Linked DNA regions of Homo sapiens: region 1 is linked to region 2. Evidence: chromatin contacts called from ENCODE Hi-C or POLR2A ChIA-PET data. All regions are on one chromosome and are shown on one strand. The core of a region is the stretch at or near the end of the contact, and the rest is flanking DNA. Distances in the headings are between cores, read along the strand shown.

What was found. A loop is a pair of places that touch in the nucleus more often than their neighbours do. ChIA-PET counts read pairs that join two places held with the same protein, here RNA polymerase II (POLR2A). Pooled maps may share reads with other maps.
Region 1: a loop to region 2 is called in a map with no recorded cell type, with 4 times the contacts of the local background. The contact joins the enhancer-like site here to the promoter of GPR141 in region 2. A Hi-C loop is called at or near these places in 2 of 37 single-sample maps with no recorded cell type and 3 of 50 pooled maps. POLR2A ChIA-PET finds 5 or more read pairs at or near these places in 2 of 52 experiments (WTC11 and common myeloid progenitor, CD34-positive).

The regions. Positions count from the first base shown.
Region 1 is chr7:37,763,726-37,770,087 of GRCh38, forward strand. No RefSeq gene overlaps it. Among named protein-coding and RNA genes, the nearest start is that of NME8, 82 kb to the right of the region's middle. RefSeq lists an enhancer at 2,165-2,634. Within about 2 kb of position 2,351, at least 4 of the 41 ENCODE cell types and tissues checked have a DNase peak (open chromatin) inside an H3K27ac peak, as active enhancers do.
Region 2 is chr7:37,680,159-37,686,427 of GRCh38, forward strand. It overlaps GPR141 (G protein-coupled receptor 141), which reads left to right and starts at 3,608. Exons shown (of 3, transcript NM_001381946.1): 1 at 3,608-3,745; 2 at 5,302-5,425. RefSeq lists an enhancer at 1,611-1,670.

The sequences.
Region 1 (6,362 bases), core at 1,101-3,600, 82 kb after region 2:
ACTCCAACCAGGGGCTCAGGGACAGAACTCTAATCTCCCTGGGCCTGAGCCCATGAAGGGGTGGCCATAGTCTCCGTGGACCAGCAGACTTGGTCTTTTGTTCTTCTAGTTCTGAGGAATCGGAGCAGCCCAGAGGAGTAGGTTTCCCCACAGCGAGGCACACCCCCTCTACCAAGGGACAGCCAAAGTGCTTCGTTAAATGGGTCCTGCATCCCATGCCATCCAACTGAGTGAGATCCTCCAACAGAGGTTGTCAGACACCTTATATGGGAGCATTTCTACTGGCATCACATTGGTGCCCCTCGAGGTCAGAGATCCCAGAGGAAGGAGCAGGCATCCATCTTTGCTGTTCTCCAGTCTCCTCGAGTGACATCTCCAGGCACGGGAGTGAACCTGATGAATAGGGCCTGAAGTGAACTCCCAGCAAACCACAGCAGCCCTAGAGAAGAGGGAGCTGACTATTAAAAAACAAACAAACAAACAAACAGAAAGCAACAACAATAGCATCAACAAAAAAGTCCCCACAAATCCTCATCCAAGGATCAACAGCCTCAAAGATCAAAACTAGACAAACTTATGAAGAAGAGAAAAAATAAAAAAAAACACAGAAAACCCAAAAGGCCAGAGTGCCTCTTCTCTTCCAAATGATCACAACACCTCTCCAGCAAGGGCACAGAACTGGACGGAGGATGACATGGATGAACTGACAGAAGAAACAATAGATGCTGGCAAGGCTGTGGAGAAATAGAAATGCTTTTACACTGTTGGTGGGAATGTGAATTAGTTCAACCATTGTGGAAGACAGTGTGGCAATTCTTCAGGGATCTAGAACCAGAAATTCCGTTTGACTCAGCAATCCCATTACTGGGTACATAACCAAAGGAATATAAATCATTCTACTATAAAGATACATGCACATGTATGTTTATTGCAGCACTATTTACAATAGCAAAGACATGGAACCAACCCAAATGCCCATCAATGATAGATTGGTTAAATAAAATGTGGTACATATACACTATGGAATACTATGCAGCCATAAAAACAAATGAGATCATGTGCTTTGCAGGGACATAGATGAAGCCAGAAGCCATCTTGTTCAGCAAACCAGCACAGGAACAGAAAACCAAACACTACATGTTCTCACTCATAAGTGGGAGTTGAACAATGAGAACACATGGACACAGGGAGGGGAACATCACATATGGGGACCTGTAGGGGGAGGAGGAGAGGGAGATCATCAGGACAAATAGCTAATGCATTTGGGGCTTAAAGCCTAGATGACGGGTTGATAGTTGCAGCAAACCACCATGGCACATGTATACCCATGTAACAAACCTGCATGTTCTGCACATGTATCCAGAAACTTAAAGTAAAATAAAAATTAAAAACAACAATAATAATATGATTGTAAAGATAGATCACGTTTAAAGAGGGCAGCTCACTGTGGTGTACTGGTAATTTTTGAACAACTGGTTCCCTTCTCCCTAAAAAAAACCTCTGTGTGTGTGTGTATGTATGTGCGTGTGTGTGTATGTATGTGTATATGCATATATATTATATACACAATATTATTTATTATAAATTCCATACAGCCAGTTAGTTCCCACAGAATGCTTTTATTAATTTTTACCAAACTCTTATCTATAGCCAACCTTTGTTTGCAACTGATGAATAAGTTAGTTGACACATTTGTTTATCTCATGTAAGACAAAAGTCAAACAATGAAGACTCACGTCTCGGAAATTCACTGTTTTGTCCATGGTGTGAGCAAGTTCCCTGTTGAATTGTGTAATAGTGGTTGAATACTAGAAAACTGTATTTTTCATTTCAGTGCTGGTCAGTGTAATAACTACAGACACACAACACACTTCTAAGTTTAATCTGCTTTATCAACATTTTCTCTACCACTTCCATAAGTCTAGACAGTCAATAAAAAATAAATTGAGCCCTGATTTGTAGTATTTGCCAATTCCCACCAGGCCAATTTCAAGCTATCCGAGTGATGTCACCAAACACAGATTTGGGAAGAAATGTGCAGTGACACAGCATTATGTAGAACTCGCAACTTGCAACTAAGACATAAGTAACTTCAAAAGTATAAATAAATAAAACACAGTAATTGATAAGTTCTAGTAAGTGATGAGTTCTACACATTATTACTTGAATTTTTAATAATGGCTAGTTGGTAGAGAATGTAAATCAGTTTAGTTTCTACAGCAGTGACATCAGATTCCAATGAAGGGGTGAGAAAAGAAAGTGAAAAACAGAAGAAAGGGGAAAGAAATATTTGAGCATGTGATGTGGGCTAGGTACTTTCCTTACATGAGCTCCTTTAGAGTCCTTTCTCCAACTTTCGAATGAACAAAATGAGTCCCAGCAAAGCACCTCCTCCTTTGACCACAGGACGCTGCCTCAGAAGGAGAGCCACCAGTTCCTGTTGCTCCTGGCTGCTTTTCTTTGTGTTCCGTTTCCTCTATTTAACTCAAATTACTGAGAAGTAGTCTGCTTATGTTTTAGTTATAAGCCTCTGATGGAAAGCTGGGGCAGCCACCCACTAGGGAAGATAGATGGCCAGACCCTCTCTCTTCATCTCTCTGGCAGCCAGAACTTAGGTGACCCAGCAGGGCCTAATCAGACATACATGCCCAGCACTTGAACATGGGAGCCGTGGATGGTGGAGAATTTATTCCGACTAGTGTGACCAACTGTCCTGCTTTGCTGAAGACAGAGGGGGTTCTCAGGAGCCCAGACTATCAGTTTAAAACCAGCAAAGAGTTTTGAGCATACCAGCGCAAGTGGGTCACCTGCTGCTGGAGTCTGGGGGTGGCAGTTTCAGCCTCAGTGTGCAGGGTCAACAGTGACTGCAGGGGAATCTGCAGCATCTGCAGTGCGGCGTTGACCACCCTAAGATCAAGTTCTGAGTCTTGATTTGGGCTGTGGTTCTGGCTGCCCTCCGTTCATGCCTATTTTCAGAAACTAGTTCTGCATCTTCCCAATTATTCTGTGAACCAACTAATAACCTTGCAAAACCTCCTTTTCTGTTTAATGTCAGCCAAGGCAAAGTTTCTGCTGCTTGCAGGGAATAGCCCTGGACTGACACCATGCTTCTCTCAGCTTTCCTTACTGTTGTTCCATCTCCCAGCAATGGCTGGCTCTGGAGTTCATTGTTCTGTGCTCCGCATAGGTGAAGTCTCCAGGGAAAAGTGCTTCTTTCTAAGGCACTGTCAGACTTACGGAAGTGATTTATTTAATAGATAAACCAGCACTGATGACTTCTAACCAGTTAAAGCTGATTGTTTTTTCCAGTCAGGAATTCTGGTAAAACCATATACCTCTATCCATAGTGTTAGTCCCTAATTGCCAGGCATGGGCTGTAGAGTTTAAGTGGGACTAGAGACCAACACACGTACGATAAACAATAGAGGTAGGAAATATACCTCAAATTTCCTGGCTATTGATTGATTCATAAAACTATTTTATAATGATCCAAAGGATTAAGCAACAAATAAAGTCATTAAAATAGTGTACTTAAAAGTTGCACTTTGCAAAATGGGTATGTTATCTAGGTACTCGTACACTATTTTTGTACTGCTGGTCCTGTACCAGAAACATTTTTTTTTCCATTGTTACTTGCTTTTTAAACTTTGCTTAGCCACTTAAAGAAAATCTGCTTGCACAATTTGCCTCAAATCCACTCCCATTGTGAGCTGATTTTTTAATTTTTCCAATTAAAAAAATCACAATTTATGCCCCCTCCCCCCCAAAACTCCTTAAATCATAGTGAGACAAACCTTCCATGAGGCCAGACTATGCCCTTCTCATTCAATAGGGTTAGTATTCAGGACCAAAAGAGCTAACCATCTAAGTTTAAATACAATAGAAATATAATGCCAGCCATGTGAGAAAATTTAAATTCCCTAGTAACTACATTTTTTAAAAAGTAAAAAGAAATAGGTGAAATTCGTATATCATTTTGTTTAACATAATATGTTAAAAATATAATCGCTTCAACTTGTAATCCATATAAGGATATTAACAATATATCTTACATTTCTTTTCTTTAATAGTGAGACTTCAAAATTCAGTGTGTAGTTTACCTTCAAGCACATCTCAACTAGGACGACCACATTTCAAGGGTTCAGCCCCATTTGACTTGGGGCTGCTGCCTTAAGCAGTGCAGGTCCAAGATATAAGCCCAAGCAAGACAAGGGTTGTCTCCGCATCCTCCTTCATGTGAGATGTGGCAAGGCTTGAAACCTCTCTAGCTCTGATGCCTTACAGTAAGATTAGTGGCTGTGTTAGATTATTGATGTTTCATTTGAACACTGACAATTTTATGATCCTATGCTTTCTCTCAGCAACTAGTCTTCTGGATTTTTTCATTTATCATCCAGCCATCAGGACTTTTACCTAAATTCTAGATACAATGGCTGATTGTTCTGCAATAACATTTTTTATTGTTCCTAAAAAAGCTTGTTTTGAATATTCAAACATAAGTTGTTTGATATTGAGATTTTTTAAAATGTACCTTGCCAAAGAAAAGGGAATGCAGGAATACAGAAGCCAACTAAGATACTCTTACTGCTAGTATTTATTCTCTTGCCACAGCTTTAAAAGTGCAAACCAGATAATAAAATTATGAAACATAAATGGAACCAAGCAAGAAGTCTGTTTGTTTGTTTGTATTTTTAGTAAAGATGGGGTTTTGACATGTGGCCAGGCTAGTCTTGGACTCCTGGCCTCAAGTGATCCGCCCTCCTCGGCCTCCCAAAGTGTTCGGATTACACGCATGAACCACTGTGCCTGGCCTATATGTTTTTAAGTTACATTATTCACAGAAATCGTTAGGCATGAATGTCCTTGTGGGCATATAGAAAAACATGATTTCATGTCATTTCAAAAACAGAACCCAGACTACTTTTGTGCAGCATTTCTTAAGACACTTTCCCTTGAAGAAGGAAATATGTTAGAGGTGCGATATCTTAAGATAAGCCTTGAGAAAAATAAAATGAAAAGAAGTAGGAAGAAGGAATTTATGTTTTTTTTTTAAAAAGTGAGGAAACATTCAAGTTATGAAATATTGCTAAGTGCATCACAACAAGGGTTGCAATGACACAGAGAAGATCTGCAGAATCCTGCACAGGAGGCTGTGTGCTGGGAATGTACACTGTTTTACTGTTTTTCAGAGGAGGATGAATGGAAGGAGGACTTACAGTCTTCTCAGTTGTATTTGGAGCTTAGTTCTTTGACCATGACTTTACTGCCATAATTTGATAATGGGCAGACCATAAAGAATCCATGCAGTAAACTCTGCACGGATGTGTTCTTGGCACTTAGCCATTGTATCTAAAATTTAGGTAAAAGTCCTGATGACTGGATAATAAATGAAAAAATCCAGAAGACTAGTTGCTGAGAGAAAGCATAGGATCATAAAATCATCAGTGTTCAAATGAAACATCAATAATCTAACACAACTACTAATTTTACTATAAGGCATCAGAGCTAGAGAGGTTTCAAGCCTTGCCACATGAGTCAAAGGGTAAAGGCACTATGTGTTGTCTTTAAAGAGATATGCCAATTCTTGCCTTGCTCACTGCACCACAATACTTTTCTGTACTGGGAGGAGTAGGCTCAGGGAAAAGAGGCTCTTCTCTAGCCACAGTGTGAACTATAATGCTTCTAAGATGGACTGAGGAATCAACAAATATTCATTCTGTCAAATGAGATGTAAAGGCAGATCTGCACGAGGGCTTCAGGAAATGTTTTTCTCCCTGATAAAAAGAGGCACCAGGAAGATATAGTTTCTTTGTCTTCCTCTCCAGAAGGTTGTGTGATGGCCTGAAAATTGAAGCAACATTCATCTTTTTGTAGTCATGAAAAGAAGGCCATGAGACCACAGGGAAACCAAGCTAGAGTTCTGCCATCAGTGAGTGCTCAAGAATAACCTGGTCTGGAGCCATCCACCCCAAATCTCTTGTAATGTGGGATACAAAATCTCTCATTTTATCCAAGACTCTTGTATTGGGATTCTTCAACTTGAAGGCATCACTTGGTAATAAATACTACTGAGGCTACTCTAGATGTGATGTATCCCTACCTTCTAGGCTTCTCTATGGTTGGATCTGCCTCTAAACCCTGCCTCTAGGGTTATATCTCACAGACCATAGTCATGCAGGAAGTGTGGTAGGGCTTTGGCCAACATGTATGAGGTGAACACATCTGGCTAGCCCGAGTTAATCGTTTTCTGCTCATCAGCCTGTTGCCTGATCCACACAACTATGATTCTGCTTCTATTTCTTCTCTAGAACACTAGCTTCCTTTTTAGGTGGGCCTCAGGTAAAATCTGGCCCTGTTGCGTG
Region 2 (6,269 bases), core at 2,358-4,857:
TTTGCACTTTTGGAATCACTCCTTTTAGCATTTCCCTTAGTTCATGTTGGTGGGTTACAAATCATCATAGTTTCAGTTTGTCTGAAAATATTATTGTGTCATCAAGATGATGGATATTTTTATTGCATAAAGAACTCTAAATTAGCAGTTATTTTCTTTTACAATTTTGAAGATGTTGTTCCATTTCCTTTGGGTTCCATTGCTGTTGTTGAAAAGGCTGTCTTCAATCTTATTGTTGCACACTTAAAAGTTTTTGCCTCCGAACAGATTTTAAGTTTTGTTTTTGTTTTTTCTTTAGAGATGGAGGTCTCACTATGTTGCTTAGGCTGGTCTCAAACTCCTGGCTGAAAGCAATCCTATCATCTCAGCTTCTCGTGTAACATAATTTTAAAATTTCTTTCTTCATTTTTTTATTTCATATATTGGACCTTGGTAGAGTTTTTGTTGTTGTTTCTATTCTCTTTGGGATTCATAGTGCTTCTTGAGTCTATGTCTTTTTTTATTATGATTTTTTAAAAAATGTATTGCCCTTTAAAATATCGTTTCTTCCAAATTCTTCCTCTTGTTTCTTTCCAGAGCAACATTATAGGCATGTTAAAACTTTGCCCTATGTCTTTCATGACTTTTGTGTGATTTTATATAATTTTTATCTTTTTTTTGTTGCCATTATTCAATCTGGTATTTCTTTTTTTTCTTTTTCTTTTTTTTTTGAGACTGAGTTTTGCGCTTGTCACCCAGGCTGGAGTGCAATGGTGTGATCTTAGCTCATTGCAACCTCTACCTCCTGGGATCAAGCGATTCTCCTGCCTTGGCCTCCCTGGTAGCTGGGATTACAGGCACCCACCACTATGTCCAGCTAATTTTTGTATTTTTAGTAAAGACAGGGTTTCACCATGTTGGCCAGGCTGGTCTTGAACTCCTGACCTCAGGTGATCCACCTGCCTTGGCCTCCCAAAGTGCTGGGATTACAGGTGTGAGCCACCATGCCCAGCCCAATCTGCTACTTTCTACTGACCTATATTTCAATTCCATCATCCTCTGTGTCTAATCTTCTATTAGTCTTCATCAGTTAAGTAACTTTAGTTGTTTTATTTTTCAGTTTCAGAATTTCTATTTTATTAAAAAAATTCTCTAGTGTAAATTTTCTATATTTTGTGTACTCTCTTCAAACATTGATTACAGCTATTTTAAAACCAATCAATTCTGAATGCCCTTGTGCATTTGTTTCTATTTTCTGTTTATTTTCATGGTCTGTTTTTCTAGACTTATCTTCAGACATGGCTTTTAATAGTTATTGAAATTTGGACATTGTGTTTAAAAAGTTTGAGAGTCAATTCATTGATCTGGTTAGTGTTATCGTCCTCCAGAGAGTATTTACTTTTGCTTGATGTGTGTGAGGAGGTCGTTATGACGATGGCAAATCTCCTATCTATTCAGTGATTGTCTACCTAATTCAGCAATTTAGGTGATTTGAAATTGGGCTCCCACTTTGTGATGGTACAATATTTTTAGCACATGCTGTCTCCTAGGGTGTAGCCCTTCAGGGGTCCTAACTGAAAATTTGAGGTAATTATAAGGGCACCACCTCCTTGGTGGTCTCTGTTTGCTTCTTAAACTAGATTTCCTTAACTTCTGAGCATCTTAGCCACTGTATTTCACCTGTTTCTTCACCTCTCAGTGTCCAGTTTCAAATCAGCAGTGCCTTGAGTAAAAAGTACTCAGGAGTTGAAAATCAGATTCACTGATTTGTACTTCCTGTCTTCTGGGGATTTTATTTCTTCAAGGTGTCATTGCCTGGGCAGCTTTCTGAAGCCTTCAAACTTATAGGTTTTGCATTCTGTTCATTTTTGTAAGCTGCTCTCAGCAGGAGGGTTTGTCAGCAACAATCTTCTCTACAACTAATAAAGCTTGAAATATCTCTAGCATGAGTTATTTTGAAGCAGATAGCATTTTAACTCATATGGCAGAAAGAACGCACATCTGCTGAAATTGAAGAGTTTCCTGATGCAGAGGCCTTCTCTTCAAACTAAGAAACAAAGTTGGAAGCACTTAGAACATTATGTTTGGAGTAAGAAATGTGAATACTGATGAAAACAGAACTGCAAAAATTTCGCCTAAAATAATGAGTGTTTTAGCACTGTAAAGAATACCAGGAATCACCCCAAATTACCAAAGTTATCATTCTACTTAGGGACCTTAAAATAGAAAGAACCCAGGGCCAGTATCATTTTGATGCCTTTTAAAATTTCTTTTTGAAATAGTGAAATGTCACAATGGATTTTAAAAATAGGGGAATGTTGAAAATGTTGATATTTAATAAATTAGTACTTTTTAATTGACCAATTTCTATATAATATTAACATGCTGTCTACATCAGGAGTTCTCAACCCCTGGGCCACAGACCAGCAGTGGTTCGTGGCCTGTTAGGAACTGGGCTGTACAGAAGGAGCGGAGCAGTGCACGAGTGGGCCAGCAAAGTTTCGTCTATATTTACAGCTGCTCCCCATCACTTGCATTACTGCCTGAGCTCCACCTCCTGTTAGATCAGCAGCGGCATTAGATTCTCATGGGAGCATGAACCTTATTGTTGAATTGTCCATGCTAGGGATCTAGGTTGCAGTGTTCCTTATGAGAATCTAATGTCTGATGATCTATCATTGTCTTCCATCACCCCCAAATGGGACCATCTAGTTGCAGAAAAACAACCTCAGGGCTTCCACTGATTCTACATTATGATGAGTTGTATAATTATTTCATTATATATTATCATGTAATAACAATTGAAATAAAGTGCGCAATAAATGTAATGTGCTTGAATCATCCAGAAAACATCCCCACCCCTGTCTGTGGAAAAATTGTCTTCCATGAAACCTTTCCCTGGTGCCAAAAAAGGTTGGGGACCACCGATTTACATAATTAGAAAGTTTATAAAATCCTAATTTATAGAGTGGTCATCAAATGGTAGGAAAGTTCAAGCAGTTTGAGGAACTGATGTTTTTTTTTCTCAATACTTGCAGTGCATCTCTATGACTGTATGGGCAGCTTCTTCTGGAGATAATGTTGACAGTCTAAAAAGTTAAGCTGTGACGATTTACTCCCCTCCCCTGCCCCTATAGCACACTCTGATTTTAAATATTTTCTCTCTTAATTCTAATTAAATGACATAATTATAGTGCCATATCCCAGTCAATGCCATTTATCAGTGACAGCTAATTAACACAATTATAAAAGTGGGAGCCCTAAGTTACCAGTGAGGTATAGAGCAACTCTGGAAATTTTCTCCTTACTGAAAGGAAATATTACACATATTCCTTCACCAGAAGAACAATACACAGTTTACCTTCCCTTTTTGTTTTTGATAATACCACTTTGTTCCCCATTCTCTACAAAATTTAGTTTGAAGAACATTTTAAAAACTTGATTCATCGTAGTCATCAATCCTTCATAAATATTTCTTGACAATTGGCCTCTCTGTAGTTTGCAACCTGGACTACTCATGTTTAAGAGCTTGGTTTTTCAAGACTATTGTGTTTCAAATGGTTTTGAGGTTTTATGGTCTGTTGACATTCTGAGGAACTTAGAACACATTCACTTCCTTTTGCTTGGTGAGCTGTCCAGAGCCTTTGCAAATGCATGCAGAGCATGGAAATGACCCAGCTGCCCTGCTGTTGAAACAGAATCCTATTTGGAAGGCAGACATGTGGCCCATCTCTGTAGCCATCACTGAGAAATCTGGATTTTCAAGGTAAGTGCAGATGACTTAGGTTTGGGGAGACATGAATGAAAGTGCTATAGAAATAAAGCACACTTAATTTGTTGGCATAGTCCTAATTCAGAATCTTCAAATGGTTCTGCTCTAAAAAGCAAGCTTATTCTCTGACCACAACTCCTCCTTTATAGAAAGAATTGTTCTATTCTTACTGCTTAGGATATGCTGCTCTGAAAGTAAAACCTAATATTTATGGGTAAATGTGAACAAAAATGATTTCAGAATCTCTCTGTCAAAAAACCAGCTAAACATATCATAGAATTTTTTAGAGCAGTTGGCACTATTGAATTTGTGTATAATTATTCAAATGCTTATCTTTTAAGTGATGTCTTAATTTCCTTTTGTTATGAAAATCCTTTAACTCTATTACTGCATTATTTTCAGATAGAGTTTGAAACTATTCAGGCAGCCCTAGTCAATAGAAGGAAACAATCTGTAAGCAATCAAGTACTTAGAAATTTCTAAAAGAAGTATATTCAAAATAACATGTGAAATAATGGTAATTATAATTCTTTCCATCCCACTTTTAAAGTACTACTTAACAGGAAGGATCTGAAAATAACTTCTTAAATAAGATAAATAAAAAGAACAACATCTGTTCAAATAATTTTACTTTAAGTAAAATACTTTCTATACCAGTATTTTCTACTTCCAAGAAGTAATATTTTTCAAATATGTGGAATGAAATATAATGCAAAGTTTTTAAACAATAAGTCAGTAATGCCTAACCTGAATATAGGCATTTAATTTTGTTTCTTTTACAAATTTGTTATATGACTTTTGATAGGTCACTTAATTCTCTGGACTTCAGCGTTCTACATAACTGCACAATTACTTATCTGAGAAATTACTTATTAAGTACTCCAGAATTACATGTCTTTGTTTTCTGTTTTATTGGGTTTAAATCAGTTAATTAGGATTTTAATCAGTCAATAGAAGTAATGGGAAGACCAATGGATGAGGAATCAGGTGGTGTGAATTCTAGTCCTCTGTTTTCTAGTAATTGGCTGCATAATTTGGGGGAATATTGTCTAAGGATTCCAGACCAGGGGTTGGCAAACTTTTTCTACAAAAGCCTTGATAGTAAATATTTTAGGCTTTGCAAGCCAAGAGGTAGAACTGAGGCTAATATATTGGTACTTACATAACCATTTAAAACTATAAAAACCATTCGTAGCTCACAGGCTGTATAAAAACAAGAAGTGAGCCAGCTTTGGCTTAGGTGACACAATTTTCCAACTATTCTTCTAGCAATGATTTTCAACAATTATAAAATGGAAGTTGTAGACTGGATAAGAGATGCTCAGCTAAGGGAGTTCCTGGATGGTCTTTAGATTGATACACCAATCCTCTGAAATTGCATGCAAAAATGTAAGTGTGTGTTTTTCTTTTCTTCCTTTTGTGCGTGTGTGTGTTTCTCTCCCTCCCTCCTTCCTTCCTGCCTGCCTGCCTGCCTGCCTGCCTGCCTTCCTGCCTTCTTCCCTCCCTCCCTCCCTCCATCTCTCTCTCTCTTTCTCTCTTTCTTTCTTCAGGGCCTTTCTCTCTGTTGCCCAGGCTGGAGTTTAGCGACTCAATCATGGCTCACTGACTGCAGCATCGACCTCCGGGGCTCAAGTGATCCTTTCATCTCAGCCTCCTCAGTAGCTGAGACTACAGGTACTTGCCACCACACCTGGCTAATTAATTAATTTTTTTTTTTAAATAGAGACAGGGTCTTGCTCATGTTGCCCAGGTTAGTCTCAAACTCCTGGGCACAAGTGATCCTCCTGCCTTGGCTTTTCAGAGTACTGGGATAACAAACATGAGCCACTGTGCCTGGCAGCACTTTTTTTTTTTTTTTTTTTTTTTTAAATAAGAAAAACACGGATTGATTTTCAAAGTGGTCCAAAATCCAATTGTAGTTAAGGACCACAGGTCTAGCTAATTTCTAAAAGTGCTTTCCAAATTTAAAATCAATGAGCCTGTGAAATGTTTACTGGTGTCTACTATGGGTAAGCCATTGTGCTAGCACTATAAGAGACGTAGCATGTTGTGACTAAAATAATGTGTTAAATATATTGTTAAATAATATGTTAAAAAATATATTTTTGGGACAGGGCCTCGCTCTGTCTCCAAGGCAGGAGTGCAGTGGCACAATCACAGCTCACTGAAGCCTTCACCTCCTGGAATCAAGTGGTCCTCTCACTTCAGCCTTCCGAATAGCTGGGAGTGCAGGTGTGAGCCACCCTGCCTGCCTTTTTTTTTTTTTTTTTTCTTTAGAGAGGGGGTCTCACTATGTTGCCAAGGCTGGTCTCAAATCCCTGGGCTCAAGCAGTCTTCCTGACTCAGACTCAGACTAAAAATATTTTAAAGAAGTTAGAATATGTGCAAGTCTGTGCTGTCTTTCAAAGTAATAACATTGAAAACAATTTTCAATTGATCAAAGATTTCTGAGACATTGCTTTGCAAAGTGTTTTCAAAGCTAGTTCATACGTTATACCAAAGTATTTTCCAAATTATG